2 separate regions of the Homo sapiens genome follow, and region 2 is linked to region 1. A link is a loop called in an ENCODE intact Hi-C map of the cell type or tissue named here. Cell type or tissue: IMR-90. All regions are shown on one strand. Links, peaks and the distances in the headings refer to the core of each region. The heading gives the core; the rest is flanking DNA.

Region 1 (16,962 bases), core at 5,136-13,135:
TCTCGAAGAAAGCTCCTGCTTTTCTATGCCAGAGATACTGATGGAAGACTTGAAGTCTGGGGAAGAGCTGGGTTGCACTTCCTAGATGTCTGTTCACATAGGAGAGAAGGTGACCATCCTAAGGCAGTTAATTTTGTTTTCTTTTTTTTTTTCTGAGATGGAGTTTCGCTTTTGTTGCCCGGGGTGGGGTGCAATGGTGCGATCTCGACTCACCTGCAACCTCCGCCTGCTGAGTTCAAGCGATTCTCCTGCCTCAGCCTCCCGGGTAGCTGAGATTACAGGCATGCGCCACCATGCCCAGCTAATTTTGTAGTTTTAGTAGAGATAGGGTTTCTCCATGTTGGTCAGGCTGGTCTCGAACTCCCGACCTCAGGTGATCTGCCCACCTCGAGCTCTCAAAGTGCTGGGATTACAGGCGTGAGCCACCTCGCCCAGCCGAGGGAGTTTATTTAATTTTTTTTTTTTTTTTTGAGATGGAGACTTGCTCTATCGCCAGGCTGGAGTGCAGTGGTGTGATCTTGGCTCACCACAACCTCTACCTCCTGGGTTCAAGTGATTCTCCTGCCTCAGCCTCCTGAGTAGCTGGGACTACAGATGTGCCACCACGCCCAGCTAATTTTTGTATTTTTAGTAGAGGCAGGGTTTCACCATGTTGGCCAGGATGGTCTCGATTTCTTGACCTCATGATTTGCCCACCTTGGTCTCCCGAAGTGCTGGGATTACAGGCATGGGCCACCGCGCCCGGCCGAGGCAGTTAATTTTCTAAGTGCTAAGCTTTGTTCATTTTGAAGGGAACCTCGATTGGCCAGTGTTCTAGAAACCATAGGAAAGAAACTCAGAGAAGATGTCTTAAGTTACTGAAGCATTTTGGATAGGCAGGCACGATTGGTTTTCTGTGTGAGAGATCAACCCCTACCCTTCTTTTATGAGTATGTCTTAAAAGTTCAGGTCAGTGCTGACACCAGTTATAATCTATGTCTATTGCATGAAGGCAATGCCTGCTATGGTCATTAGACCCAGCATGCTCTATGCTGCTAACACATTGGCAAATCTTTCAAATAATAAAAATAAAACAGGGAGCTTTGTAAATACAGGAAATATGCCACCATAGCGTCAATTCTCTGAGGGTAGAAGGTGGTAACATGGAAGAATCTTGAAGAGCAGAACACTGAGGATAACAAATGCTAATTCCTGCATTCTCCTAAAAGCACAGAAGGTGGCAAATATAAATATCTAAAAGGTGTTATGTTCTGAAACCACAAAATTAAAATATCCAGGTTTGTTAATCATCAGTGACAAATGGTGTGGAGCACCTTGCATTTGGTTTACTCTAGACCAGTGCTGCTCAGAGCGTGGTCCCCACCAGAAGCATCACCTGGGATCCTGTTAGAAATGCAAATTCACAACCCGGTGCAGTGGCTCACGCCTGAAATCCCAGCACTTTGGGAGGCCGAGGCGGGTGGATCATCTGAGGTCAGGAGTTCAAGACCAGCCTGACCAACATGGTGAAACCCCATCTCTACTAAAAATACAAAATTGGCCAGGCATGGTGTCGCACGCCTGTAATCCCAGCTACTTGGAAGGCTGAGGCAAGAGACTTGCTGGAACCCAGGAGGCAGAGGTTGCAGTGAGCCGAGATTGTGCCATTGCACTATAGCCTGGAAACAAGAGTGAAACTGTGTCTTGAACAAACAAACAAAAAAAGAAATTCAAATTCACAAGCTTCCCTCCAAATCTAGTGAATCAGAATTATTGGGATTGGTGATTTGAAAAAAAAAAATCTGCTGTTTGAAGAGATATATGAGTTCTTATGTTCATTGCAGCATTTTTCACAATAGCCAAGATATAAAATCAAGCTAAGTGTACATCAACAGATAAATGGGTAAAGAAAAGTGTATATGGTTTATATACACAATGGAATTCTATTAAGCTCTAAAAAAGAAAGAAATTCTTCTTTGTCATTTGCAACAACACAGATTAGCCTAGAGGACATTACGTTAAGTGAAATGAGCCAGGCACAGAAAGACAAATACTGCATGATCTTACTTATCTGTAGCATCTGAAAAAAGTCGAGCTGGTAGAAGTAGACAGTAGAATGATAGTTACCAGAACTTGTGGGCTAGGGAGGGAGTGGTAGGGAGGGAAAGAAGTGATTCAGTTAGACAGGAGGAGTAAGTTTTAGAGATCTAAACTTAGAGTCATGATTTCAGAATCATCACAGCATGATGATTTTAGTTATAATAATGCATATTTCAAAATTGCTAGAAGAGTAGATTTTAAAAGTTCTAATCACAAAAAATAAGTATGTGTAGTGATAGATATGCTAATTAGCTTGATCTAATCATTCCACAATGTAAATATTTATCAAAACATCACATTGTACCCCATAAAACCCCATAAATATATACAATTATTTGTCAAGTAAAGAGTCTGCATTTTGACAAGATCTCTAGATGAGTCAGACCAGTGCTTTCTAAACTATCTGTGGAGAAGGAGCTAAATTTCTTGTTTTTGTTTTAAGTTTGTTACTGACCCATTATTTTAGAAAACTTCTTGTGCAGCAAGACAAATCCAGTGATCACTCACTGGCCTGCTGAAGGAATGTCCAATTGCTACAACATTTTTTAAAAAAAACTTACTCTAACTTGTGTACCTTTCTTACTGGACACTGGTAACATGAGTCCCTGGGCTGGTACCAGTCCATGGACCACATTTGAGTAGCATTCATCCAGACCATACCTCTCCAGTTCACTGGCCTTTCAGATCCAGAATAGCCACTGTTGCTGCCTAGAACTTACAGATCTTTGCCAGGGAAACACCAAGAGCCTTATAGAGAATAAAGACATGGACATGCAAGTTAATCAGAAGCCACTTCTTCTATCTAGATTGGTCAGACAGTTACTAAACACACTTTCAAATGACCCTTCTCAGCTTAAATAGATCAGGTGGATGGTTTGTCTCTCATTGCATTAGGATGATGAATTACAAAGATTTGCTCTTCGTGTATTACTGCTGTGGTTCATGAAACTCACAGTTCCCATGAGTATGTAGATATTATGGAGCAAAGCAAATTTATTTTCATGTCTCTCTTCCAAATAGAGCTGAGTTTATAATTTTCTGTTAAAAGGTTGTGTTGCGAAATTTGGCTGGTCAGATGACATTTGGAGGCCATCAAATTATAATTGACGAATAAACACAGGAGACTATTTTTTTCCCAGACTTAAATTATGGAGCTGTCTTTGTCATAAGAGATGGAAGTATTATACAACTTTTGCTTTAGTCTGTACTCCATTTGGCTATTCTCATCCCAAGGCCACATCCTTTTAAATCTTGTTAAAATACATTAGGGCTTAATGTATTTAAATCTTGTTAAAATATACCCCTTGTTTATATTAGGGATTCACTAAGAGAAGGTGTCAATGATGTAAACATTACATAAAAGTAAAGACTGCAGAGATGAAAACAGTGCTTAATGGAGCTGCTTTGCTAGTGGGAAATGAGTTCTGATATTAACCAGAACTGGTTCTTACTCTGAGATGTTCCCCACTTACAAAGAGTGTCAAACAGCCTTTTAGCAACCTTCAGGGAAAAAAAATCTAGGATTATTTACATGAAAGTGTTTCAAACTCTTCCTCTGCTATAAATTGTCTACAGCCAAGTGGGTGCATTAGGATTTATACTAAATCTCTTTATCTGGTAAGATAAAAGGAATGTTTATGATTTCCCTGAAATGTATTTGCTTTTCTCACTGCTTTTGATAATACCCACTAGGAGGAGCCATTTAAGAAACAGCTGTTTAACCTACGACACAAACAGTAGCATAAGCCCTTTGGTATTTTCTAATGTCCAGAAAATGAATAATTGTGCTTTTTCCAATTATTCAACCTCTCCTTTAAGAAGGGGCCTAATTTGTGAAGTTTTTCTGGTTTTTAAGGATACAGGTGGCAAAATGTTTCTCATTTTGGTTTCTTGAATTCATATATGATGAAATTATGCCTTAAAGAAAATACAAACTAAAACCACAGTGAGATACCATTTTGCAGCCACCACAGAGGCAAAAAGAGAAAAAGGCCAACAATACCAAGTGTTGGTGAGGACGTGTTGCAAAGACACTTATACAAGCTGGTGGAAGTGTGAATTGGCACAGCCACTTTGGAAAACAATTTTATCTTATCTCATAAAGTAGAGCATCTGAATACTACACAATTCAGCATTTTCCCTCCTGGGTGTACACCCTAAGGAGATTATTGCATATATGCGCTAGAATATATGCAAGAATATTCTTAGTAGTGTAGCTTTTAATAGCAAAAATCCCAAACAGTAAATCCAAATGACCATCTAATAAGAGAAAAAGTAAATTCATTTTGTTACGCTCATACAATATAGTATTCTGCTACATGCATCAGCATGGATGAATCTTAATATTAGATTGAAAAGCAAGTTTGAGAAGAATACATACAGGAAGATTCCATTTGCATAAAGTTAAACAATGTATAAAACAAAAAGATTCTATATGTGAGATAAAATGATTAAGAAATGCAAGTGAATTATTAACACAAAGTGAAATAGTGGTCATCTTTTGGGAGGAGGCAATCAATGGAGGTGAGTTGGGTCATCTTTTGGGAGGGGGCAATCAATGGAGGTTAGTCACCAGTGGAGCTTGAAGGAACTGATCATGTTCTATTTCTAAAAGTGGGTGGTAGGTTCATGTGTGCATTTTAAAAATTAGGCAGGTATGTTATATATAATTTGCAAGTGTGAAATTTTTATAACAAAATATGAGTACATGGAAAAGAAGAGTATGACTAAAAATAAATCACATGGGACCTGTATGTCTCATTAGTTTATTCTCCAAATTCTCAGTGACTTAATGAAGTAAAATTTTTTTTTTCTTTCATGCTACATGTCCAATGAGAGTCATCAGGGGCCTCTGATTTTTGTGGTAACTCAGGGACCCAGACTCAAGAGTTTATAGGGAAAAGAAATTCTGTGATTACTGCCTGTGGGTAAAGTTATCACCAGATCATGACAGGGTTGGGGCAGGGAAGGAGGACAGGAACATGATGAGTCAAGCACTGGCTCTTCAGGTTTCTATCTGGAAATGACATGTCACTTCCACTCACATTGCATTGGCCAAGTCAAGCCCTAAGGCCCTGCTAACTTCAAAGATGTCAGAAAAGTACAATCTCACTGTGTCTGTAGAAAGAGAACCTGAATATTTGTGGACAGACTTAAAGGCCATAATGACTACCGTATAACCACAGCCAAATTTTGAGTTCATTGCTGCTGCTTCTATGCCAAGCTCTAGAAGAACACACATTTGTGCTTATTTTCCATTACAACTCTAATAAAGATACAAAGTGCTGACTTAAAAAGGCTTCTTTCTCGATGATCTTGATAGTCTTAGGAGAGAGTTCCTTCTGAAGATAGGATACTCTTAGTCCAAACAAAAGTCATCCTCATGGAGTAAAAGCCTCTTATCTGGATAAAAGTTCATGGATTTTGTCTGTTATCTGCAGGGGTGAAAGGCTCACTGTTCTACTTCCCAGAATTGTAGAAAGTCATGTTGGGGTGGCACTTAAGATGGGTAGGGGATGGCGGGCAGGGATATCAACAGAAATCCAAGCTTACTGGAAAACATGGCCACTGGGGGTTGCAGATTTATGCCCAGGACCTCCCCTTCTCTTTGTGTTTCACAGAGGATGATGGCCAATCATTTTTGTTGGACACACCTGCATCCAGGCAATTGAGGGAGTGAGAAAACACATGCCAATCATCTGACCTGGGTGGTGAAGCCAACCTCTACAGTGTTGTCCCCAAAGGTGGGGCAGAAACTGGCTCTTTGCTTTCCAGCCCCATTTCCTTGTCCAGTGCACACTGCAAGGCTACTTAGGTTAGGGCTACGGGGTCTAAGTTCTGGATAATGGAACATGTTACATGGGATGTGATGTCCAAGCCTGATGATGGAACAGCAGCCTAATATTTCATACTTTCTTATGTCTCTTTCTTTTAGCCAAATGCAGAGGAACCACTCTGAGAAGCCACCGGATGTTAGGAGCCTGTGTTCCCAAATCACCACATTGAAGGCTGGCCACTGAAAACCCAATTGGATGATGATGTGAGCAAGAAATAAGCCTTTATTTTATGAAGTCAGTGAGATTTGGAGGTTGTTAGTTTCATGAGCTAGTGTTAGTAACTATCAAAAAATATAAAAGATCATAGTTCCTTTCTTCAAAGATACTTCTGACAAGGAACTGTGCTGGGTTGAATTCAGATAATGCTCTAGGACAAATCTTTCTCATTGGTATAAAAAAGAGGCTTGTCATCTTTTCTCACTACCTTTAAAGTGGCTAGGCAAGCCAGGCTCTGCCCATGTGTTGAGTGATCATTCAGAATTGGTATTATAATTTGGCAAACAAAAATGCTTTGATTGATTAAAACAATGGATCCCATTTAGAGTTTTTTGGGTGTCTGGAATTTTGAACATTGGTTTACCTTTGCAAATGGTAAAATAATTGCTGGGTATTTTTAGCAGAAGGTGTGATATGATTTAGGAGATGGCATAATAATTCTGCAAAAGTCTGGACAGGCTACTTTTTATGCTTCAGGGTAGATTACACATAATAAACCCATTGGATGAGGGGAAATACAGGCCACAAATGCTATTTTATGTATGTGGAATGTGGGGAGAGAAATGAGCCAAGGGAAAAAGGCTAGAAACCAAAGTGAATGAGCAGGCAAAAATGATGGTCAGAAGGGGAGTTTTCCAGTGATTTTGTTTGGCAGACATTAAAAATATATATAAAATTGCAGATTGTAGTCATAGTAATGGAACCTGTAAGGTGACACTTTAGTGCCCATGATGTAGGCATGGTGATCCTACATGAATTTATTCTTCTCTACAGAGTAGGTAGGAATAAGACTTTACTTGTTTGATGTAAGACACATAGTGACATTGGAAAAACTATAATATCTGAGTGGCCTCTCAGACGAGTTAGTTACACATCAGCTAAGGCATTAGATGTGTTGGGCACTTGTCACATAGAGCCATGTATTCTTGTTTTTCATGTCCATGTCCATAAGGCAGCCTGGTGCAATCGTTGACTCATGGGTCAGAAATCTAAACTTAAATTTTGACTCCATACCTTATTCTAGGTGTAACCCTAGGCACATTCTATAACCCCTTGGAGCTTTAATGTCCACTCCTATCAGATGAGGATCACACAGACATTTTATGAGATACAAATGCAAAACAAAAACAAAAACAACAACAACAACAACAACAAAAAACAACCATGTGAAAACCGTGACAGCAGTACCTGGCATATCACTAGTATTCAATCCAGTAATCCCTTCTTTCTGTCTTCCATTTGATATGAAGTTCCTTGAGGGAAGGGATCAGGGCACGCTCATTTTGCATCACCTTAAGGGCCTGGCACATTGCAGATACTAGATAAATGTTTATTAAATGCACAAATGAAAAGGGCCAGTGGTCAGATTATGGGGCTAACTGGACTCCAGTAAATTAAAATACTGATTTTTCTCCTCTCACGAAATTTCCCTTAAGATGGGTGTATTAGATAAGATTTAATTCCACAGCATTCAACAGAGACTCAAGGACAGTGGCTAAAAAGATAGAAGTTCATTTCATGCACATGCAAAAGCCTTACTATAGGCAGAGCAGGGCTGGTGTCCTGGCTCCAGTGGAGGTCCCAGGGGCCTTTGACCTCATCGTCCAAGATGGAGTAAAGGCGGGAAGAAGCTGCCCGCAGACACTGCCTTTAATGAAACAGCCAGGAAACTCCCTCATGTCCCCTTAGCCAGAAGTTCTAGTTGCAGCACCGGGAATGTGATTTTTAGTTCAGGTGGCCACGCAGCTTCCATTAGCTTGGGAAAGGAGAACAGATAAAACAGTCTAAAGTTCCTCCCATAGACTTTCTTCTGTAATACTGCTTCGAAAGTGGAATGATTGCTGGTATCACATCCTGGACCATGAGGTTGGTAATCATGTCCCAGTGACGGAGGAGAGAAAGGACAGAAGCACCCCGAGTCCCAGATAAAGGAGGAGCTACCCGACAATCTTGAATTGCCTGTTTATGTGTGAGAAATAAATTTCTTTCTGAAAACTCTGATTCTTTTTGGATCTTTGTTGCCCACGGCTAAATTTCTACGCTAAGCACTACAATCCAGCTGGTGCACATGCGCGCCTGTGTGGCTCTAGGTGAGCATGGAGCGCTTTAACTCTTCCGCGCATGCTCAGCCTTAGCCATTGCCCAGGATGCTCCGGTCCTCTCACTTTTCGTCCTGCCTGGGCAGCCCCATGGACTGGCAGGAAACCGTTCTTCTCTCCACCCAGCTATGGCTTCATTCCATTAGGCTGGAATTTAAATCAGGGGTGAGTTAATATACAGAATTGTACCCCAGTGGCCTCCAATTTATTCTCTTCTCACTTATGGGGTCAGGCCCCGTATAGTTATGTTTTATACTAGCAGTACAAATTGTACAAGACTCTTACAAAAATCAAGCCAATCAGAAGTAATAAGATGATAAAACTCAGCCCTCCCTCACTGTAAGAACTCTCAGCATGTGAAAATTTATATATGTAGAATGATAATGCCTCTACAAAAAGACGGATCCCATTACAAAATAATTACTGAAAACCTAGTAGTTTGCTAAAGACCTAAATACACGTAAATAGGAGCATTTCCTTACAAATTTACGGTACTGTGCCCAAATTTTGCTCACTGAAAATGTTCTCTTACTGCATCTGTTACACAAAGATAGACCAGCTCAAACACCCATCCTGGGTCTGGATAAAATAGATGGAATTTTATCAATCTAACTTTTTTTTTCAGTGTTGCTGCTTTGACATTAAGTAGGCAGTATGAGTAACCTGAAGGAATAGTAAATAAATATATTCTAAAGAAATAGTAAGGGAATTAAAGTAAAGTGGTGTTCCGGTGTTCACACAAGATCAAGCTTTCTACGTTTCTTCTCCATTACATTTTATCATAGTTCTGACACACCTTTTTTTCACATTTTAGAGTTCATGCCTTGTGTACTTTACAGTTTTATACCGTGTATGTTTTTAATGTCATTAAAAAAAAAAGCCTCAACTCTAGGCATTTTCACTTCTTATGCCGTGGCTGATACTACAGAAGGTTGGAACTAAAATAATCATGACCCCTTAAGGCAAGACCTCCAGCTTTTGAAGTGGGCCAGACTTCATGCCTAACAGCTTGAACCTCTAATAACACAGAGGGATAGAAAAAGAGCCTAGGATGAGAAGCCAGCCTTTCATCTGGGCTGTCTTTTCCTTCTGAGTTCTTACAAAGGACTACTTTAATTATCTATTCTGTTGCTTTTCTTAGCAGGCAGAAAATTTTCTGGGTTTAAATGTAACATCTTTCTTTACCCATGAATCTATGGAGAAGTCCACTTTTCATGAGCAGTCAATTAAATCACTCATCAGCTCTGCGGCCCCAGTTCCATTTGCAGCTCACACTGCAACTTCATGAGGAGGAGAGGTGCTGGCAGGCATCCAAGTCCACACACCAGGCTACAAAACCAAAGTTTGGGAAGTGTTGAGTACCATCTCTACAGGATTATGCCGCCACAAGTGTGCCATTGTGAACCGCCGTCAGAGCCCTGGATTAGGTTTATTATCTCCTCTTCCATTCCCCGGGAATGCCTGCTCCAGATAGGCAGGGACTGGCAAATCTTTTACCAGCATTCTAAGTACAAGTTTATGGAACAAAATTCAGTTAGCAGAGGGAAAGGCACGCACAGATACAGACCATACATGATTATCATTATTGTACAAACATCTGGCTTCCACCCAGAATATCCACTCTACAGTCCATCCTTATTCTCTGCCTCTGGAAAGCAGGATGCTCCCTTTCCAGGGCTCCTCATCCAAGCCTGCCTTGTCTAGGGGTTCCCCCTGTGACCAAGGCAGTGAGCTCTGATCTGGCTGGAGTCCCCTGGTACTTCTCCAAGATTCCAATGGAGCGTGCTCATTAGGAGTTTTGCTTTTCTTGTTTCTAGGTTCCCCACGTTGGTTGTTGAACTATAGTCACTCCACTTGGAGAAAGAAAGCAGAGAGAACCCTCGGGGGTTCATTCCTAAAGCAGTGACTCACTTTGTCTTCTTGCCACTGTTGCTGGCCTATCATCTACCTCCATCTGTCTCTATGCTGGACCAAGCAGACACCAGAGACATTTAAAAAAAAGTCTCTCTGCATCAAAAATGATCAGCAGAACCCCACCTAATCATAGGTCAGGTGCTTCCAGCTTGAATTCTTCTCCATGACAGACCCCTGCAGATGAACTCTGGTGGCGACTTTCTGTTCTGCCTTTTGTTTTGTTCCTGTGTGAACCACAGTTGCTCGGCTGAGTGGAGGGAAGACAGTGCTGAACTTGAAGCCGGCAGACAGCAGTTTTGATCCTCCTGGCTTGTGAACTTAGCATTGGTGTAACCTTCAGATATTGTTTAACCTAATTGAGACTCAGTTTCTTCACCAGTAAAATGGATACACGAAAGCCCCTGCTGAGTCAGCAGGAGCTAACAGAAACCCCTTCCTCAGGCCCTCAGACTTAATCTCCATATGATTAAGGATTTACTACACGTGTTCTGTTTAATAGCCAAAAGCCAGACTCACTTGAGAAAGTACAAATGGAAGCCAATATCGAAATCTAGAGACTACTAATTGATAGAAAAAAGCTCAGCAGAGTCTGATATATAGTGGAGATTCAGCGGGATTAGCACTCTTTGCCTTTACAGCAGTCCCCTGCAGCACCTGATGGATATGCTTTCACTCTAGATTCCAGGCAGAAATCCCTAGGAAATCAAGGAACAGGAGGTGAAAAGTATTAAATCCTCATTGCAAGACATTCGGTATTGTTAGATTTTCTCTTACAGAGCGAGCTTGTTGGTGTGTGTTCTCTTAAAGCAGAATCGTAAAGCTAAATAGCACTTATCTGATTCTGTTCAGGAGTGATCGCTGAAGGTCTGTAAGTGCCTCGAGGTGAGGCTTCTCTAACTTCCCAGTCTCCTTATTGATTGTGATCGGAGGTGGCAGAGTCTGAGCTTGCCTGAGGTACCTGACCAGCCAAGGAAGGGATTCCTGGGGTATGTGGTCATTTAAAAAACCATACTTGTGGATAAGGCAGTCACGGTGCAGGGGGTCGGTTTGGATGTGAAGGGGAGAGCTGAGGCTATTACCATAGAGGAATTCTTTCTTTAGAAAGGCTTCTCATCTCTCTTCATGTGTGGTTTTGGGGCAGAAAAGAGGTTGGAATCAAATTCTGTTCAGCTTTCATCACTCCCATGTCACTCAGATGGGGCACTCTTACTATTGAAATTAATGCCTTTGGTATTAATTCCGATAGTACGGCTTCCTTGGAAAGATTGATGGCCGGCCTTTGATTCGTTTGCCCTGTGTGCATGTTTACTGAGTACTTACGTGACACATTTTTTCAAGTGTCCTGCAGGTCTTAGCTCATTTATTCCTCACAGCATCTCCATGAAGTGGGCAGCATTTTTATCCCTAATGCACAAAGGAAGAAACAGAGGCAGAGAGAGGCAAAGCTTTCTTAGCACCCTTCTATTGCTAGGGATCCTTTATGTTGTACGGCTATTGACTTGAAGGTCTCAGTTTCCAATGAATTTTTCCTAAATGATCTAGCCCGCACCATTTGCTCACTAAGCAATTAGTATGTTTGTTTCACACAATGACAGACAATCTGGACAGTAGGGGAGAGTACCACCGGGAGGCATCGCTGATACTAGATCCTGTATGTCATAGAGCAGATGGCCTGGACGGTCATAGAGTACACCTGTAATTTTAAGATATTTTCTCAGCCTCTGACCTCATGCCTGTGGTTCTGTAAAACATCTCACATTTCCTTCCAAAGCAAAGGCACCAATGTGCATTTCTTCTCAAATGATTTTGAAAGCACTCTTGATAGTCTATCCAGTTTGAATACATTTGTGAAGCAAATTCCAAAATTGCGTATTATATCTTCTGGAATGGTGCTTGGTTTGGATATGGTTTATTGGTCCCCACCAAATCTTATGCTGAAATTTGATCCCTGGTGTGGCAATATTAGATATATAGCCTGGTGGGGTGTGTTTGGATCATGAGAATGGATCGCTAATGAATGGCTTGGTGTCCCCAGGTTTGTCCCTTCTTCGCACATACTTGCTTCTCCTTTGACCTTCTCCGACATGTTTTGACTCATCACAGAAGACCTCACCAGAAGCCAAGCAGATGTAGGAGCCATGCTTCTTTCACAGCCTACAGAACGGTGAGCTAAATAAACATCTTTTCTTTATAAATTACTCAGTCTCAGGTATTCTTTTATAGTAACACAAAATGGACTAAGACACATCATTACTGTAAAATAAAGGAAGATTTTAAAAAGTGGAATTAAACATCCAGTTACTCCATAGACAATTAGGAATAATTTGGGCAGCATGGTAACAGCCCGTGCACGGCATTTGGGATCCACTCCTGCTCTTTGAACCCAGAAGAACCTGATTCAAATTTGATTGACAACATGACCAGGGTAGGATGCCTACAGCTGGGGTCTGGTTGAAATGAGATGGGATGATCAAAGCAGGTGATCTGCTGTAGTAGAATGGTAAACCGGGATTCTTGTCAGGATGCTGGCAGACAATATTGAAAAATTGGAGTAAAGTGAGTAAGAAAGAATGTGGAAGGCAGGTAAAATTGATGAAGGCAAGTGATTCAAACCCTAGGCAAGTGTGGTCACCATGCTGTTTTTTATAGTAGCTGGCATAGGTGAAGTGCCACCTGGGAGCCAGGCTAGACAGCACTGGATTTGCTCACATATGAGCCAAAGAATGCCGAGTTATCTGTGACAACAGGTGTTTTTAAGGATGGAAAAGGAGCAGGGTCTGATTCTCTGCTCTGTTCTTACCCCATGAGTCTAGTGACAACACATTGTGTGTTTCCAATTTTCCCCCAATGCCATGACCTTTAGGAATTCCATCCATTTGGCCCCTTAGCATGGGTTAGTCCAATGCAGGTTGGCAGTATTGGGAATTCACCTATTCTCAGGCAGTCAAACAGCCTCTTCCATCCTCCTTTTCCCTCTCCCACCTCTTGAAATACTTTACACCCTTCAAGGTGCATGTCAGAGGCTACTAGTCTACAAGGCTTCTCCAATAGTGTTTACTCCTCTCTGGAGCTGGATTTAGTCTTTCTCTCTTTCGTGCTTCCTGTATTATAGCACACACCAAAGACTATCTTGTATTTATCTTCATTATTTGTGTTCACATCTTACCTTGACTGAAAGCTCCCTGATGGTAGGATTCATATTTTCCTCCTCATTGCTGCCTCCATATCACTCTTCATAGTGCCTTGTACAAAGTGAATGCCTAATGACTTCTTGTTGAATTGAAGCAGGTTAAAAATCTGCCATAGTCCAGGTTGAAGTGAAAACATCAAATATTTTTGAAAATGTGTAGATTTGGGTGGTGGATTGAGGCAGAAATAGATGAGGCCCCAGGGAGTAGACACATTTGCAAGTTTGATTTCTACACCAAGCCCGTGTAGATCTGTTTCCTCCCTAAGCAATCTATCATTTTCATTGTTTTCTTCTATATGGTCTGTTTGTTCTTCTTGCTTTTTCAGAGATTAACTGAAGAGCATTCGTTTTTCTGGCATTCTCTTTGGGTTATAGCAGAGCTTCTTTTGCCAGTGGAGGGGAGGGGCTCTCTGGGCTCCTGCAGGGCTGCTCTCCTGCCTCTCCTCTCTCTTAGTCTGGAGTGCAGCGCTGACCTCCTTTCCCTGTGAGGGAGAATCTCATCTGGCCACCAGGCTTGGACTTGTTTGGCACCAGGAGAAGATAAGACAATGTAAGCAACAAGTTTCCTTTCATACCAGCTGGTTGGGGATTAGCCTCACCAGCCCCAAGGCAAAGCTTGCCTTTGCTGTTTAAAATAATAATCTATGCTTGCTTTTGTATATCTTAAGGACTGGGCGCAACAGTTCACAAATGAAAAGCTGATACAGAAATTCTTCTCTTCCTACCCTAATGTTTTCATTTTGTTTTGGGCCATTTGTTTTAAAACAGGGGATGTTCTATATCTGCAGTGGCCCCCTAACTGAAATATTAGACAATTTCTTTCTTGAGAATAATTCCCATCTCTACGAGCCTGGATTTGGGGAAGGGGGAGAGAGGGAGAGAGGGAAACAGAGAGAGAGAGAGAGAGAGAGAGAGAGAGAGAGAGAGAGGGAAGTCTGAGGGCTTGGGGAAGGAGTTTCTCCTCAGCTCCTGGTGACTCAGCTGGGCTGTCTGGGCTATGGAAGACGCAGGAGAAGAGAGGCATTTGGAAGCAGGTGAATGGAATGATCCAACACATCTCAATCAGGCCACAGGGGCAATAAAGGAGACATGAAATGTCCCCTAGTCCTTCCAATCCATCTTGGATATTTCAGGCCCCAGTGGTCTTTGGTCTTTAAGAATTTTCATCATCTCTAGTCTCTTTCTGATCACAACCAGCATTCAGTAACTGAAAGCACAAGAATTTCACCTGTCCCTAAGTGCTGGCAAGACATCAGAAAACAGTAAGCATAAATCAGGAGTAGAAAATACAGCTTCACGCATATGTAACCAGTGGGTTTTACAAGCATCAATTGGGTTATAAGCAAAACACAGCATTATAGTCTTTCATCCAGCATATCTTGAAGCTCAATTAAGTGGGATTAATTTTCCCCTGGCTTGGGATGTCAGCTCTGTGGATCTTACTGCTTTTGCCTCCATTCTTATACAGAAGGTACTCCAAGGTCACTGCAGGTTGCAAACACACTCTCAATTCAGTAATTAGAATGTCATGGTAAAGATGCTCATCAAAACTTTGAACGTGATAGCATTGCATCATTTCCATTTCTTCAGTGCTGACCTGCATCGGGCTCCATCCTCTGGTTGACTCTTTCTCAACTGCCTCTCCCTGCTCACCTCTTCTTCCCATACATTTTTTCTTCCTTCTGGTTCCTTGCCAGGGTCAAAGGTGGGAGAAGGAGAGATAAGGGCGCATTGTGGTTTTTACAAGGCTGGGTAGCTCTGTTATCTTTGGGCCTAAGGCTGCTGTCCTGAGGTAGGTTTTGGATAAGAAGATGATTAAAACAGACCCTTTCTCCATGGATGCTTTTTTGGCCTCTTTGATGTATCCTGCTGAGCTCCTTCTCCTGTGGCTTCCTTTGCCTGTGTGGATTTCTCTCTTTCAGGTGGCCACTTGCAACTTCCCTATCAGCCTGTAGGATCCGGCTGTACCCTTTGAACTCCTGCTGAGGTCTTCCCACCCTTCTGTGTTACCCTCTTGGGCAGGACCCAAGACAAGATGAGCTTGATCTCTCTCCAGGGGCATGGCTCACCCCAGTCCCCAGGATCTTTTACCCAACAAGTCCTGGGCGTGCAGGCTGACCCCATGCAGAGCACTCTCCTGGCTTTGTCATGAAAGAGTGAGACAGTTCCTTGCTCCCAGCACAGTGCCTTGCTCCCCACTGGAGGGCAGGTCTTAGACAATGGTTCACTTTGGCTTTCTCAGTCATGAGTCAGGAACCGGTCCTCTATCAACTGCAGAGAACATATTTCAAAATGTACTGTGGGGTTTTAGACATCTCCTTCACCAGCCTGTCATCCTATACCTTGGTCCCCTCATAATTTCCCAAGAAAGGGAGAATGGGGGTTCACAGTACAGCAACACCTCTAGCAAACAAACAAAAAAGCCCTTGCCAGTTTTCTTCTTGTACCTTCTCTGATGTCCTTTTATCATTTTGATCTGGCTAGAAGGTTCAAGATTCATGGGACAAGGTTTTGAGGCCATATTCTTTTCCCATTTGTATATGGAGGTGAAGGTCTTGTTTTATTCACTTTGATATGCAGTATCTGTTGTTTTATCCCAGTCAAAGCTGAGGCTAGAAGGATTCAGTTCTCACATATGGCTGCACATGTTACCCAAAGTAGCTCTGACTAGAAAGTGATGGGCCTTTAACTCTGCCCTTGCCCAGCAATATTGGGCAAGCCATTTGGGTCTGCCAACTTCAGAAGCCACAGAAGAATAGACTATGGTGACCAGTCGTTTTTATTAAGAGCAAAAGGCGGCTGGGCATGGTGGCTCAAGCCTGTAATCTCAGCACTTTGGGAGGCAGAGGCAGGCGAATCACCTGAAGTCAGGAGTTTGATACCAGCCTGGCCAACATGGTAAAACCCCATCTCCACTAAAAATACCAAAAAAAAATTAGCCGGGTGTAGTGACAGCGCCTGTAATCCCAGCTACTCAGGAGGCTGAGACAGGAGAATCGCTTGAACCTGAGAGTCAGAGGTTGCAGTGAGCCAAGATAGTGCCATTGCACTCCAGCCTAGGTGACAGAGCGAGACCCCATCTCAAAAAAAAAAAGAAAAAAAAAAACCAAAAAACACAAGGCAATGCCAGCATTTCTACCCAATTCTTGGAGGTAGAGGTGGGGAGGGTAATAAGCGCTTAGGAAGGGTTTTAGCTCGTTGTGAGGGGAGAGACAGAAAACTTGAGGATGTTTTCTCCCTAGTGTTTCAATGTACGAGATGTGGTAGGAAGGGAGACGAGCATATTCATTGTATTTAGGGGGAAATCACTAGATTCCTTCTCTAATCAATAAGTTCACAAGTTCCACTATCACATATTTCCCTTATGGGCTATTTGGCTATCTTTTAATATAATAATGCTACAATACAAATGACCACAGGCTTGGTGGCACATAACAGGCAATATGTATTGCTCATGATTCAGGGGGTCAATTGGGGCTCAAGTAGATGGTTCTGCTGATCTGGCTGGGCTCACTCACTTGAATAAAGATTAGACAGGTGATTGAGGCTGACCTTAGCTGTAGCGACAGTGGAGATTTCGCTCTGTTCCATAGATATATTTTATTTGTTTATTTATTATTATTATTAT
Region 2 (16,962 bases), core at 2,845-10,844, 300 kb after region 1:
CCTAAAATCTGTATGAAACCACAAATCCCTCAAATATACAAAGAAATCTTGAGTAAAAAGAACAAAGCTAGAGGCCACACACTACCTGATTTCAAAATATACTACAAAATTAAAATAATCAAAATAACATGGTACTAGCATTAAAGCAGTCATATACACCAATGAAACAGAATAGAGAGCCCGGAAATAAACCCATGCATTTACAGTCAATTGATATTTGACAAAAGTGCCAAGAACACGCTTTGGGGCAAGGTTACAGTGCTCAATTAATGGTGCTGGGAAAACTAGATATCTGCCTAAAAATAATAAACTGGAACACTTTTGTCAAACCCATATATAAAAAGTCAACTCAAAATGGATCAAATACTTGAATGTAGGACCTGAAACTAAAACTACTAGAAGAAAACCTGGAGAAAAGCTCCATGACATTGGTTTGGACAAAGATTTGTTGGGTATAACCTTAAAAGCACCTTCAAAAAAAGTAAAAATAGACAAATTGAATTACATCGATACAAACAGGAGATAGGGAAATACTGGGGAGAAGACAGTGGTTCCCCAGCAAATGCCCCACCCTCAAGCCTGATGGGCAAAGGGCCTGAATAGACATTTCTCAAAAAAAGACATCCAAATGGCCAACAGATATGTGAAAAAATGCCTAACATTACTAATCATTGGGAAAATGCAAATCAAAACCACAGTGAGATACTGCCTCACACCCGTTAGGATGGCTATCATAAGAAAGACAAAAGATTACAAGTAGTGGTGAGGGTGTGAAGAAAAGGGAAACCCTAGAATATAAATTGAGGTGGCCATTATGGAAAACAGTATGGAGGATCCTTAAAAAATTAAAAATACACCTACCTTATAATTCAGCAATCTCACTTCTGGGTATATATTTAAAGTAAATGAAATCAGTGTGCAAAAGAATTATCTGCACTCCCATGTTCATTGCAGCATTATTCATAATAGTCAACATATGGAATCAACCTATGTGCCAGTCAATAGATGAATGGAAAATGAAAATGTAGTATGTATACAATAGAATATTATTCAGCCTCAAAAAAAAAAAAAGAAGAAAGAAATCCTGTCATTTGTGACAACATGGAAGAACCTAGAGGACATTCTGCTAAGCAAAATAAGCCAGGCACAGAAAGACAGATACCGCATGGCCCCACTTATATGTAGAATTGAAAAGAGTAGAGCACATAGAAGAAAAGAGTAGAATGGTGGTTGCCAAGGACTGAGGGGGTGGGGAAATAAGGAGATGTTGGTCAAAGGGTTTCAGTTATGCAGGATAAATAATGTGTAGAGCTAATGTGTAGCATGGTGACTATAATTGATAATAATATATTGCATAATGGAAATTTGCTAAGAGAGTTCATCTTAAATGCTGTTACCACACCAAAAAATGGTAGCCTTGTTAGGTGATGGATATGTTAATTACCTTAATAGTGGTAATAATTTCACAATGTATACATATATCAAAACATCACATTAAATATATACGTAATGTCCCTTGACTTTTGAAGACAGCTATGATAGATCTCTTGAGTTTATTAAAAAAAAAAAACATGACATATCCATTCCCCAGTCATCCTGGGCCAATGAGTAGCCTGTGGTGGGGTAGCATGAAAAGTTGCACTATAACCAATCCCAACATAGCCAAATACCTTAGTGTATAAAAGGAAATCAGTTGACTCGTTTTATTCCATATATATTAGAAAGCTGGATTTTAGAAATTATTCTTTTTAGAAAATAATGTATCAACATCAGGGGAAGTAAAACAAATAATCCACATTTATATTATCTAGTCTCAAAAGCACAAATGTTCTTATGTGCTCAGTGTCCTCACTAGGAAGAAGGAATATGTGGAGTTAGAAGAGCTGAGTGTGTGTGACAGTGAACAAGTTCTGGGTTACTTTTACTACTATTTGCTTAAAAAACAGAAATAATGTTGGTTATATCACAGGGTTGTTATAAAAATTAAATGAGATAGTGTGCTTGATGGGCATAACATAGTGCTTGATTATGTCCTGGAAAGTGTTCACTGAATTATTTTTATTTTTGGTTTCAAGATGGGGTCTCACTCTGTTGACTAGGCTGGAGTGCAGTAGCACAATCACAGCCCACTGCAACCTCAAAGTGCTAGGCTCAAGCCATGCTCCTTCCTCAGCCTCTGGAGTATCTAGGATTACAGGTGTGTGCCACCATGCCTGGGTAATTTTGTGCATGTGTAGAAATGGGGCTCTGACTATGTCCCCCAGGTTGGTCTTGAATGCCTGGCCTCAAGTAATCTTCCTGCCTCTCCCTCCCAAAGGGTTAGGATTACAGGTGTGAGCCACCACACACAGATTTTTTTTTTCTAATATCACTGTTTTTATGGTAAAAATACACCAATCTTTACAAAACTGGAAAAAGAATGAGCATGAAATTTTAAGAAGATATTAATATTTTTCCTGTTTCAAATATAGGCTTACATTTTATTATAAGCAGTAAATTTGGCACTTCCTGTGTCTTAATTTGGCTTATTGAATAGCTAATAAGTATTGTAAGACCAAATTTCAAAACAATCTGCATTGTAGTTTATCTAACTTACACATGGCCGCATGCATCGTTCTATGTTCCCATCTTCACAACAAGATTAATAATGCCTTGTTTTTTAAACAACTGTGGAAATATCAGGAATGGTAATTCCATTTTAGAAAAAAATAAGCTATTAAGAGTGGCTACTTTTCTAAACAAATAGAAAATTGCTATTTACTTCTTAGAAAATACAACAAGGAGTCAAAACAAAGCTGAACTGTGCAATTTAATATCCATGTTCAAAAGAGATTGGTATTTTGGATTCTTTGAATAGTGACTAGCCTTCCAAACAAAATAGTGTTTAGGGATTCTTGACAGTTTTGGAAATTTATATTCTAAGTGGCTTACAGTAAAAAATATGAATCCAGGGTGTATTTCATCTGAATTAATCTTTTGGAAGTGATGGCACGATATGCAGATGAGCGAGAAGATATAGGCAGAGGAGCCTGGGTTGCAGTGGTAGTGCTGCCACCATGGTTGCTGATTGAGAGATAAGGGAAACAAACGGGTCTTTCTTCCACTGAACTCATGGGGCTGGGCGGAACAAAGAAAGGAAATTTTTTTTTTTCACCTTTCCCTCCTGTTTCACATTCTTTCTGACCTGTGCCCAAGGATATCAGTGCTTAAACATATTAAGATACAGACATCAAGACTGACATCTCAACGTCGTTATCTTCACCAGCAAGCAAAGCCAGATGACATCAGTGGTGTGGCTACACCCAAAGCATGTGGGACCGTATCTCCTGGTGTCATCAGAAAGTGTCAGAACTTTGCGGTAGTTATTTGTTGAAGCATTAGGGAAGAGGCATATGAGTTATTCCTACTATTATCTTGCAAATTGATTGCTTATGAAAACGTTGATGGCATGATCTGCATGTGTACCTGAATAATGCTAAAGAGGCTGCTGCTTTGAAAGTTCCAGAGGCATCCTCTGACTGCTACTGAGATATCCAAAGGAATACATGTGGGGTATTAACATTATTGATAATGATGGTGACATTTTTAATCAAAATTTTTTACCTAACCCACGTACTTGTCAATTAATGGAGGAAATTCCATGTGTGGGAAATGTTAGGATTTCAGATTTTGTAGTAATATGGATAATTATTGTGAATATGATACATAGAAATGTATATAGTAATCACATTTGGAAGTAGTTGAGAAATTGTTCAAGGCACTGATCTAGTGATTCTCTAAGTCAAGGGTAAGTTGGAAAATTGAGTTTAGCTTTGAAAATCTTTTTGATTTTGTTGGTGCTGTGGAGTATGGGGCCTTGGTTTATATAGAAAACCACCAGCAGGTTAAGTAGTAAAATCTGGGGCATTATATCAACTAGCTTTTGCTAGATAAGAGTACCCCAAAACTTAAATGCTTAAGACAATAACAACTAATTATTTGGCTCATAATCTGTGGGTCAGAAGTTTGGACTGGGCTTCACCGGGTGGTTCTTCTGCTTTTGGGGTCAGCTCTGTCACACGTTTATATTCAGCTGCTTGGTTAGCTGAGTTGGCTCCTGAGGATGGCCTTTAGCTGTGACAGTTAACTCCTGTACACAGTGTCTCATCCTCCAGCAGGGTAGCTCAGGTTTCTCACAAGGCAGATGGGCAAGTTTCCAAAACGGCAAGCAAACATGTATGTGACGTGTTATGGTCTCGGCTTGGAAGAAGCACAACATCCCTTTTACCCCATGTTATTCACCAGAGAAAATCACAAGTCTATTTCAGATTCAAGGAGTGTGAAACTAGACTCCACCTCAAAATGGAAAACACCACAAAGTTACATTGTAAAGACTGTGGCTTAGGAAGGGAAATATTGTGGCCATTTTTATAGCCTATCAAAGGCCTCCTTCAGGTGACTGAAGTTTAGTTTGGTCTGTGTTACCCAGGCTCTTTTCATTTCTATTAAAAAGACAACCAACCTTTTGGGCTGACTTTATTAGTAGTAGTAGTAGTAGTAGTATTTTTGAGTCAGTCTTGCTCTGTCACCCAGGCTGGAGTGCAGTGGTGTGATCTGGGCTTACTGCAGCCTCAACCTCCTGTGCTTGGGTCATCCTCCCACCTCAGCTTCCCCAGTAGCTGGAACTACAAGTATGTACCACAATGCCCAGCTAAATTTTTTGTACTTTTTGTAGAGACAGGTTTTCGCCATGTTGCCCAGGCTGGTCTCAAATTCCTGGACTCAAGCAATCTGCCTACCTCAGCTTTGCAAAGTGTGAGGATTACAGGTGTGAGCCACTGCACCCAGCCTAGCTAACTTTATTCTAATGATCTCCCAGGAATGGGGAAATACTAGTGATCTAATATTGATCTCTAACAAAATCAATTAATGGATGTAGAGGTCATGTCCTTTGAGGTAGTATAAATCAGTTCCATGAGTTAGATATTTTGGAACAATCAAGAGTTTCAAGATGGCTCCAGAAATTGGAAGGATCAAAAACAAATAGTTAAACTGTAGCTGAAGCCAGCTGGTGCTCTTGGGCAGTGGGGATGAGCTGAGCAAGTGGTAATATATTCAGAAATATGAGTTGGGCTGGATATTGCCATGCATGATTCTCTTTTGAATCTGTACAAAATGATTCATGCTCATTTTTTATTTTTAATTTTGCCTGCAAGCTAGGTAAAATAAAAAGCAGTGAAATGTAATGTTTTGAAATAATCCCATAGTTTTCAAGTGCTCTTGAGCAATAGAAAGCAACAGGGCTCCATGTGCTTTTCTCCACAGACTTAATACTTATTGTTTATGCTGCCTAGAACAGTTTTCTTTAATTGATACTTGGCTTGATATCCTTTTAAATTATTAAAAATTGGAGGCACTCATTAAATAAGAGATTAAAAGACATGGTAGACACAGCTAATTATTAAAGGCCCAAGAAGGGACATGAAACGCATTTTATCTGAGGCTTTAGTGGATTGTTAAAGTAAATGAATGGTTTAGTGATAAACCAGTCAGAGTTAATCAATTGAGAAAAACGATAGGGAAGCTATTTGAGTCCAGATTTGAAGGGTTTATAAGTAATCATAGAGACTTACAGCTGCTCCCTACTTCTTTAATTTTAGACTCTTGAGCTGCTAATTGGTCAGGAAATTGGGTCTAAGCTCCAGAGTGGTAACTAGAGGAAGGCGGCTTAGGGGTCTTTGTGGGGAAGGTCTGCATGGCTAACCATTAGCAGATCAGAAGCTAGAGAGAATTCTTTTGTGGCACATTGTGATTTAAAGGCTGTCATCATTCTAGAGACAAAGCTCTGAGGAGGCCTATTTTCAACTTCTTCACTTCCTGAGCTTCTCAACCTCTCAACTGCTCCCTTAATTTCCAAATAATGAGCAGTGTATTATTTTTGCCTGCTTACTAAGATGGAATGTTGGTTGTTGACATAGCCACTGCTGGCCAGTGAGATTAGTAACATGATACAGAGATTTTCACCACTTAGAAGTCACTGGCTCAACATGGCTCAGATAGGTAATGACTTAAAGTTATTCTGACCTGACAGCTGTTTAGAGGCCCATTTGAAGTGAACTATTTCTCAGTTCGCTTCCAGACAGGGGACACGTTGCTGCTGTGGATTGCAAATGTCATCTCTGTTGGAATCTTACATAGCAGTAAGGCTCAGTGTTGAGTCATCATCACCAAGGCTAAAATAACATGTTCCCTAGAATTAGGAACATTTGGCTGGCTTTTGTGTAAAGGTTTTGAGCCCTGTGGAAAAATAATATTGAGTTAGTTTCTCCCCAGAGTCAGAGTCACTCTACTTACAAGCTTAATACCAGTAACTAGTTCAACACACCAGGGCACCATTTAATGCATTACCAACAATCCACCGAATCTTCAAAGAAGATACATTTAATGTCCTGTCCTTGGGCCTTCAACAATTAGCCACATCTACCATGCTTTTTAATCACTTATTTAATGAACATCTCTGATTAGAAATAAGTGTCTGCCAGCCACCTAAGGAGTGATTTAGGCACTAGAAAAGATAGGGTTCAGAGGTTTTAAATCACCAAGGACTCAGTAATTTCCAGCTTCATAAAATTCATGTTGAAAATGCACATAGTTCAAAGAAAACAGCCTAAGCAGATTGCAACAGAAAGCGTGAGAGTAGAATGGGATGGTAATTAGGGAAATGGAATATGACACATTAGTTAATAATAAAACTTTGTTTAAAAACTGCTTGCATTTAAAGTGGCTATGACAGAAGGACATACTCCAGCTACAGAGTTTCTAGTCTTTGAGTGTAGCTCTTCTAATCGTGTGCCTGCCTTTACATCAAGGAGTCTAAAACACTTTTTGCGACATAACGTCTCTTTTCACTGTTTGGTGATTGTGATTATATCCAATGCATGTCTATTGTAAGAAACATAATAACTTGTTTCTGATTTTATATTAAACTTAGTGCTGATGTTACTGCAAAGTATGCAAAGACATTCACCTGTGAGGTTAATTTCTTATGTTTAATCTTTCTAAATTATAATTAATCTTTCTAAATTATACTCTTTCAAATCTTATTATGTATTCTCTTTTATGTATTCCTGTCATACCTTCACAGCTAATCTGTACTTCCTTGGAAAGCAGTGCACATATTTTTTTTCTTGCCTTTATACACCCTCACGCTGCTTATCCACCTTCACACCCGGCACACATGTGCTGAGAATATGGTCAGTGGCTGATGAATGAATTTTTAAAGTCACTTTTGAGCTCCTTTGGACATAGGATTAAATTACTGTCATGACTATTATTGCTATTTGCCACACAGCCCTAAGTTTAAGGCAGGAGCAAGAGACTATGATTCTTCTCAACCTCCACCCATCCTATTTATGGACACAAGGCGTTGGTATAGAAAGCGTGTGCCCTGAGAGTTCTCAACCTGTCATGTTTTGGGAATCTTCTGGCTTCTTAAGGTTCGGAGAACTCATAAACTGGTATAAAAATTTTGTGAGGTTTGGGAGGCCGAGGCAGGTGGATCATCTGAGGTGAGGAGTTCGAGATCAGCCTGGCCAACATGGTGAAACCCCGTCTCTACTAATAATACAAAAATTAGCTGGGCATGGTGGTACACGCCTGTAATCCCAGCTACTCAGGAGGCTGAGGCAGGAGAATTGCTTGAACCCGAGAGGCAGAGGTTGCAGTGAGCCGAGATCGTGCCACTGCACTCCAGCCTGGGCGACAGAGCGAGACTCTGTCTCAAAAAAAAAAAAAAAAATTGTTAGCTAAACATCGTACAAAATGAGTGCTTTAAACAGAGACTCATAGAGAAGCCAAAGGAATGAGGATATAGAGACCTCATTTTAGTCATACTGCTTTCCCTAGGGAAGCAGATAATTTCCTCATTTATTTTGTTCCTTCTTTATTCAATACCTGTGCTGCAGCTGGGATTCTATGCTGTGCTGAATGTAGAGTCCTGTGTCTTTTGATGTCACCCTCATCTTGTGATGCAATGATGTTTAAGATATTTCTGTCTTTTATTATCTGTGTAAACAGGATGTTTTCAATTTTCTTTTCTCTGGACTTCTATTCATCTTTTTCTCTTCCCTCCCACCCACCAGAAACCAAATTAGAACATAAAGACTTCTATTCATCCTTCAAAACTTTTCTCATACTTTATTTTCTTTGCAATACCTTTCCCCAGCGCTAATCAACAATTGTTCATTGACTTGCCTGTGTTCTAATAAAACTTTGGTTTTGGCTTTGCTATTGTAAAGTATCATTGACTCACAAATGTGTGCTTCTTTTACTACTACATGAACTTTTGGGTGGCAAAAATGATGTCTGTAATTGTCATTGTATCAGTGCTGCACTCTCTATTCTCTTCCTTCCCAGTGCCAGGGATATATACAGAGCCACGCAGTACTCAATAAGCATTGTGAAATGTACTGAATTTGGGAAAAAAATAAGATTTTCTTTAAAAATTTCAGAGGAAACATGACTCAGCATTGATACCAAAATTATAGTTTGTTTTCCATTGAAAATAATCTCACAGTTAATGGGAAATTTTAATGTGATTATTGCAGATAAACTAACACAATATATAAAATGCCTCTAAATGTAATACTATTCTAATAAATTTCACTGCAAAATTATATAATTAATATTGCCAGTTTTCAGAATGTTTAAGGAATAACAAAAATTGTAATGAACTTGTAATAATTTCATTAAGATGATGGCTTAGAAGCTACTCATATGATAAACTTATCATAAGATAGTTTTAGAGGATGAAAAACTAAACCCATTACAAATAAACCTAGTAGAATGGGTAAGGAATTGCTATGTAGGAAAAAGGCCAAGAAATAGGGTGTTTTGATTATCATTAAATTCACTCCTAAGTTGATAACTGTAATACTTTGTTAGAAAAGCAATGCATGGAGTTGGCTTGCTTAATTTCCTCAAGTCTACACTCTATAACATATCATTCATGAAGTGACTTTGGTGTCTTAATGACATGCTGATGCTGAGTGTGTTCTCCTGGACCAGCAGTGTTTGTATTCCCTGGGAGTTTGTTGGAAACGCAGACTCTAGAGCACCTCTCCAGACGTTTGCCTCAGTAGCTTCATTTTAACAAAAGTCCCAGGTGATTCCCACGTACAATAAAACTGAGTCACACTTGTCTTAATGTATGTCATTGAAATATGCATGATAATTACGGAAGATTAAGCCCATTTGAACAAATAATCAATTGTCATTGTCTTCCAACAAAGGAGAAGGACATACATATTTAACACAACAGCTTTCTGGATATCTTTTACTAGGATAGCAGTATTTATCTGAAAATCATTTTATATCTTCTGAAATTTATTGTGCAACTGCCAGAAGGGGGGAAAAAAGGAATACCAAGTAGTCCACTTAAAATAACCATTGTTTTCATTTCATTCTGTCAAGAAGTGACATTTTCAATCAAAAGTTTAAAAAATAGGAACATTTTTGGATGCTTGCTAGCATCTTTAATTTAGGTAGTATATTTCAGTCTACCCAAGCAGTATTTCCAGAGCAGGTACTTTAGACTTGTGATATGCATAGAAAATCCTGCTCACAGGGTATACAAATGTACTGGATTATTAGGGAAACTTCAGGAGTTAAATTTCACTTTGACATCTGGGTGTTTTTGATTGACTGGTAAGGCTAAAACCTGAGTGAATAGTCCACAGTTAGATCATGGTTTTCTTCTATTGTTGTAAATGTTAGTTCCATTCAGATTTTATTCAAATCCTAGGTTGTAAGTATTCCTGCAGTTTTCTAGACAAAAACCATGTAAGACATAATAAAAACCAAAGTGTAGACTCAATAAAGAAACCTGGTGTAACCTACTCTTTTGCTTTCTTTCTTTCATTTTGCATTTTTTTAAAAAAATGAGATTCTTTGTTGGAGAAATTCCCATGTGTTTTATTTGTCTCTATTGTGAAGCGAGGAGCAATATTAGGCAGTGTGATTCTAGGATCTGTTAATGAGGGTAAATACCAATCACTCAGCCCAAATGTAAAGATATTTGGCTTTAGAATTTTCAGAGTCAAACCAGTGGTGTTAAACCTGTTTTATTCTGATTGTTACAAAACTACTTCCATTCCCTGCTGTCATCTCAAACAACTTTCTCTGGAAAATCCTCCTGTCAAATACTTGTTTCCCCCCTCCCCCACCCCACCCTAAGTCAATCAAACACATGAAACTTCTTAGGTTCATCCCCTACTAATGTCCAAGTCCAACCCCATCTAATTGCAGTAATGGAGATTTACTTTTGAGCTATTCTGAGGGATGGTTTTATCTACTGGGTGGCAGAGACCCTTTCATGCAGCAGCAAAATATAAGTATCCCAATATGCCCTTTTCATTCTCCTTTCCAGGGCCCAGAGCATGAGATCAGATCAACTCAAATCTCTGAGAAATAGTGCTTTCTACTGGTAGTTATTATTCTGCTCATTTTTAAAGTTACCTTAATTTTTTTTCTCTCCTTGTTGCGCTGACAGCCTGAGGCATCGAGAAATACAAACCCATCCCAAAACACATCCAGACATTTGCTTGTCATGCCTTATGTTTGTATTTTTGACCGTTTGAAAATTAATTAAGAGATGTTGATTTCAAAGTGTTTTTTCTAAGTTTCCCAAATATTTAAACAATTTTTACACACTTTTTAAAATTTCCCCTTTCTCTGTTTGTAATAAGATTAATTATGTGAGGTGCACCGCTGCTTATCCCCATGAAAGAAAATCTAAAACGAGGGATTTCAGCTTCAAGAAGGCTATTTTGTCCTGTTTCCGATGTTCTAAGGGGATTAATTTACCATATCGTATAGCCCTGGAAGACTGTGATAATTGAAAACATCCATATTCATTGCATGTTCAAAGGGATCTGTCTGACTTTGTAATGTAAAAAGTGCATTTTTAACCTGAACGGGGACCTGCATCTGCTATTGCTTAATCCTATTAGTCCGACAGTTCCAAAGCTTTAGTGTATAATCATTAGCTCGTGTTAATCCTGAGACATGCCTCCAGCTTCAGCCTGCCAGAAGGAATCCCTGCAGGGAAAATGTGGAGGTGCTGATAGCACAACACCAACTAATCTTATCTTAAATGCTAGCAGCAGCCTCTATCTGTGATAGCCGGGGAATTAAAAACAAATTTTTTATGGGTATTGGATAGCAGGGTGTTCCTAACCACATCCCCCTACCCACCAGCCTCTCTCTCTCAGCTTTTTCCTTGCCCTAGTTTCCCTAGATTATTTGTTAGGGTGATGCTAGTGATGACAGAACAGGATGAATGGAAACGGGGTGGGCGAAGAAACATTTAAGATACTGTTTCAGCAGTGGAAGCTCCTTGCTAAATCACTTAGGATACTTGCCAGGTCTTCTATCATTTTTATTCCTTGATGTCAGAAAGTTGAGCCAATCCTGTCCTTTGCACTGCTGTGGATTATAAAGTAAGATGACAAAATTTATCTTACAGTCATCACCCCTCCCATGGCATGGCCTCCTGAGAGTCTAAGATCTAGGACCCCAGATACTGATACAAGCTTGCCTAAGTAGAAAGGTAAGCTGCCATAGAGTGGTGAGGCTAGCAGGTGAGGATTTCATGGGTGGGGAAGAAAATGGCCATGGGGGATTTTGAGAGTAGGAGAAAGTGTGGGTTTGCGGATGCTGTAAGAGGTATATAGAAATGTTGTTACTGAGTAGAGTTTAAAGCTGTGTATTTTAGATATAGCTGAAATACAGTTGGGGTAGAACACCCATCAAGGGTACTGTCACTTTGGAAGGGGAGGTTTCTACAGAATGAAAGAGAATATTTAGTCATTTATGTAACCGTTGTTAATTTGACAATCAATATATGCTAATCAGTGGGATTCCAACAGTGAATGTGGCCCCCACCAGTGATTGTGGTCCTCACTCCCATAGAACTTAGAGTGGTGGTCTAGACACAGTTAGTAAACCAATAAACAAAGAAAAAATGGGCACAAAATAAACAATTATACACTATAATAAATTCTAAAGCGTTGTGGTCCATATCCTAAGAGCTCTTTGCCTGGATGTTGTAAATTCAGCTTGGTCATTGGTAAAATGCCTCCAAGGAGGCTTCTTGACAGTGGCATGGTCCTCCTTTTCATATAATTTATCAAAGTTTATTCACCTCCTAAAGAGCCTGGAAATAGCCGGAGGTTACACTCTTTCTTTACCCATCTAAGTTTACTCTTTATTAATTAAAGTTTAGAGGTATTTCTAAATTCATGCATTTTTCCAATGGCATGAATTCTGGCAACATCATGTAGACCTAGTGCAACTGGCAATCAAATAATATGATTTTACTTATGGTGTTTTCTGTTGTGTGGTGGTTCTCATACTATTGGTGGGATGTGAGAGAAACACCTTTTGCTTTAATATTTATATATGTCCTATTATAGATACCTTCTATTTATGACAATGATTTGAAGTTTCTCTTTCAAATTCATTGAGGTAAAGACAGTGAGTGATTTGTCTTAAAAATATTAAGTGAGTTATGAATAGTATAGAAGTTGTAAATGTATGGCAAAAATCTTGAGTCTGGTACTTGGATTTCTTAGTATATGAACAACTACACTGCAAAAATACAATTTTTCTTTTTTATAAAGTAGCGATGATGCAGGACTTGTTGTTCCTTAGCTCTGGTAGGTTTGGGTTCTTGTTTCATGACCAGGAAGAAGTGGACACAAGGATGCTCAAAGAGTGAGCAAGATGGGAAGTTTTATTGAGTGATAAAACAGATGTTAGCAGGGAGGGGTATGGGGTTGTCCCTCTCCTGAAGGCAAGGCAGGAGAGTTCTCAATATGGCTGAGCCTGGGGCTTTTTATGGGCTCAGAATAGGGAGTGTGTGCTAATTGGTTTGTGAGTATGCAAAAAAGGTCAAAGTGAAGATGCCACTCAAAGGTAAGCGTGACAGTGTAGAAAACCAATTAGGAAAGGGTAAGCGTATGTAAAATAGGTAAAGGATGGAGATCAATCAGAGCAAAGTACACCAAACGAGAAGGTGCGTTCTCAAACTGGTTGGAGGATTTAACATGTAGCTTGGCTTTCAGGCTTTAAACTGTCTTGGCTTGGAGGTGGGGTTTTGCCAGGGACCCGCTCCTATCTGCCTATGCATTTGGCTGCCTCCCATTGCTGTCAGTAAGGATTGGTAATTCTCCAGTCATAACTGGGAAAGAAAGAGTTATTGCACTTTCTGCAGACACATACAGCTGTCTTGGTTGAGTAGTTGATCCATCAGGTAATATGCTATTTGTTTGATTAGAGTTACCAGTTGCAATGAACTGAATGTTTGTGTCCCATCAAAATTCATATGTTGAAATCCTAATGCACAATTGATGGTATTAGGAAGGGGGGACTTTGGGAGCTAATTAGGTCATAAGGTTGGAGCTCTCATAAATGAGACCAGTGCCCTTATAAAAGACATCCCACAGAGCTCCCTGGTCCTCTCTTCTTCCTGTGAGGACACAGCAAGAAGTTGGCCATCTGCAAACCGGAAAAGGGCCCTCAACAGAACCTAACCATGCTGGCACCCTGACCTTGGACTTCCCAGTTTCCAGAACTTGAAAAATAACTTTTGTGTTGTTTTTAAACCACCCCAGTCTGAAGTGTTTTGTTATAGCAGCCAGAACTGACTAACACATCAGTGTTGAGCTGTGTTGCAAGTAAGCTGCCTTGACAATATCAAAGTTGGTAACAAGAAAGAAGAGATTCTTGGATGTATAAATGGAAGGACAACTGAAAAAATAAGCAGCTTCTTTTTATTTTGGTTCATTTTAATTAATTAATTCATTATTTTTAGTTTCCTTAGCAAATACAATTATATATTAATCACCTTTTTATTATAGTTCCCGAAGGACAAAAAAGTAGGTTTTTCTCTACCTCCTAAATACTGCCTTTCTACTCCTGATACTATTGCTTTGAAGACAACTGCAAACTTATAGCAGAACTCAACACACAGAATGTCTTAGAAGAAATCCACCATATCATTTATTTCTTTGCCTCCAAGAACATGCCAGGAAAATCCCCTGTAATTAGATTTTAGGTGTCATCCAAACAAGAATTGCCAAATTATTAATCTTGATGTTTCACTTTTCACTTCCTCATACATCCTTCCTTTGCTGCTCTGTTGAAAGGGGCTTCTTAGAGTTTCTAAAATTAAAACCCTCTAATTAGATTTACTCAGATGATCAGTGTGCCACTCAATGAGTTAATACTTATTCAACATGATCCCTGCCATGTGCCTTGCTAGAAACTGAGCATATAAAAATGTGAGACAGAGGCTCTGCCCTCCACGAACTTACTCTTTAATAGAGGAGAGGTAGTATCTACACATCTACTTTTTATAAAGGGTAGACAGTGTAAAAATGGGGATTTTGCAGAACTGAATATTGTTGCTAGCTGGAGAGACAAGGAAGTGTTCCATTTCAGTGGTTGCCAGCCCTGATTGCAGATTAGAATCATGCGGGAGCACTGAAAAACTATCAGTGTTTGGGTCTCACTCTCAGAGATTCTGACTCAAGTAGTTTAGCTGGGGCTCCATTATCACCATGTTTTAAAAGCTCCCTGTGATTTTAATGTACATCGAGGGATGAAAACCAGTCTTCTAAATATTTATCAATAAGAACTGGATGGTTTTGAGAATTTTTAAGTGTAATATTCATGTTTTCAATTAAAAAGAAAATGTCTTGATGGAATATCCTACATAGATTTTGTGTATTGTCAGTGTTGATATGGATCAATTTATTTAAAATATTTCATCAAACAAATGTTTTCCTTTGTGAGATTGTTTCACTGTATATTTTAACAAATTATAGTAATACAAGACTTGGTTCCTATAAGGCACTGCATGCAACAATAACATTCATTAGCACATTGAAACAGAAGGTAAAAAAATATTGCTTATTTATAATGGATACAGATTTTGTCTACTTTTGAATGTGAATTGGTAAAGAGGCAAAGTTTTAATATTGCTTCAATACTCTAAAAATTGATCAATATCATTTGCATTCTTTTCAACTCTAATTTTTCTTTTGTATGGAATCCTCTGCTCTTAACACATATCTTAGGCCTAATTTTCATAATGGAAAAGCAACCATAAAGAGTTTTTGAAGAGGAACTGTCCTAAAACTTTTGCATTATAATGGTAGAATATTTCAAAAACCATCCTTAAGCTATGAAATTGGCTTGCTTGCTTTCTGTTGGCCTGATGACTTCTATGAAGAGAAATTTGGATGCTGGGAACAAGTATTGCCAAATGGAGATGCGATGAAAAGGAGCTCTTATTTTCTCCTAAGGGCACCTCATTAAGCAGATAGCTTCCTGAGAATTCAGCCTTTAGCATTCTGGAGAAACTAATGTAATGCTCTTTTTAAAATTGTCTAGTTTATTCTTTGTTATGGATTTTCTTCAACTGTGCAAAACCTGGCTCAATTAAAGACTCTTCTAATTCCAATCCTTTAGTGGAATTAGAAGGGCACTCAAGAAGCTACCAAATTTAGGCATGACTGTGCATAAGGCATACAATGCAAGTCTATTCTATTTTTTGAATCATAGGAAATAATCTATGATTAATAAAGGAATAAATGAATGAACAAATAGATGTGAAAAGCACCAGGACCACTATATAGTCACCTTTCCCACAAGTATTTCATTACTTATCCTATTCTCTGTGAAAATAAACAATATCTTCTCAATAGCTCCTCTATGGCTCCCATCTACGGCATAAACAAAGGGAAGAACTTGCTCCTCTTAATGAGAAAAGGCAGAAAAGCTCTGCTATGTGGTATCCTAGGGAGTCAATCTAAGTCAAATATTGGGAAGAGTCATATATATGGCATTTGCGGCAAAGAGAGTATTGCTCACCAAGTTCTATATTAATTGCCCCATATTTCCCAGTGTGTTCGCAATAAGAAAAGGGTCATGGAACTAGTCTTGGTCAGGAAAATGTGAATACATGTGCATCAGTTGCACAGTGAAGTAGTGAAAAGCCCATGAACAATTTTGTCTCTTTCTCTTCCCCTAACATGGCGACTGAGAAAGCTACTTGTTACGGATAGCCAGCCACAAGAAGGTAGGGCCTCTGTGTGTCAGGGAGACTGGAGCTGAGCCTTTCCCTCTGCTCTTCACCAGCTAACATGGGTCATATAGTGTGCCTGAGAAGTAGTAAACCATTGAGGATTTTGTCTTGTTGCTTCTGCAGCAGAGGTTAGTTATCTTGACAAATACAATTAACTAACACTGTGATCAACTATTAATACAGTATAATCTTCACGGATCTTGGCTCTTCTCTGCATTCAATGATTCTAATTCTGCATATCGTTTTTACTTTTTGGAAGTCGCATAAAATAACAACAACAACAAACTATTGGTAGCTATTCAATCAGTCCCTCTTGAGCCAAGCCTCAGTTTGTTGGGGGAACAACTACAAGAAGCATGGGGAGGAGGCCCATCTGCTCTGTACCCAAGGGAGGCATGTTGCCAATGCCCTCCCTGGGCTTGAAGGAAATAATTGGACTCATTAAATTGCTTTTCACTCTTCTTTTCTTTAGTATAAATAACCCTTAGGTTAATTAGACATGGTTTCTAGCCTCGGGAAATTTTTCTGTGTGTGGTTAGTAATGGAGAGAATAGTCATAAACTCAATAATTAAATTTTCAGTTTTGCAAATGCAAGAGAATGGCAAGGTACCTGTAAGATGTTTTTAAAAATCAATAGTCCTTGTGAAACTAATATCTTATATCAATAATTCTGCAACTATTAGGTCATAATTGAGATGGTTCTGTTAGGATAACAAAACAGTTAATCTCAGTGCGTGCCTGGCCAAGTGTGCCATTCATTAACAGACAGAATCACGTAGCGCACTTGCTGCCCAGCCCTGGCTACACATATATCTGGCTTTGTTTTTAAAAT

Evidence for each region. A loop is a pair of places that touch in the nucleus more often than their neighbours do. Peaks named below come from ENCODE experiments on the same cell type or tissue, not always from the same donor. Only the 100,000 strongest peaks of a DNase experiment are listed, where the experiment ranks them.
Region 2: it touches region 1 in a loop (9-fold over the local background); 2 of 110 quality-filtered maps call a loop at or near these places.

Annotation. Positions count from the first base shown.
Region 1 is chr9:79,754,530-79,771,491 of GRCh38, forward strand. No RefSeq gene overlaps it. Among named protein-coding and RNA genes, the nearest start is that of LINC01507, 62 kb to the right of the region's middle. RefSeq lists an enhancer at 10,754-11,369. In IMR-90, for the core only: no CTCF peak of the experiment used is centred there; a DNase peak (open chromatin) is centred at 10,052; H3K27ac peaks cover 625 bases.
Region 2 is chr9:80,056,089-80,073,050 of GRCh38, forward strand. No RefSeq gene overlaps it. Among named protein-coding and RNA genes, the nearest start is that of LINC01507, 240 kb to the left of the region's middle. RefSeq lists an enhancer at 10,265-11,689. In IMR-90, for the core only: no CTCF peak of the experiment used is centred there; a DNase peak (open chromatin) is centred at 6,083; H3K27ac peaks cover 255 bases.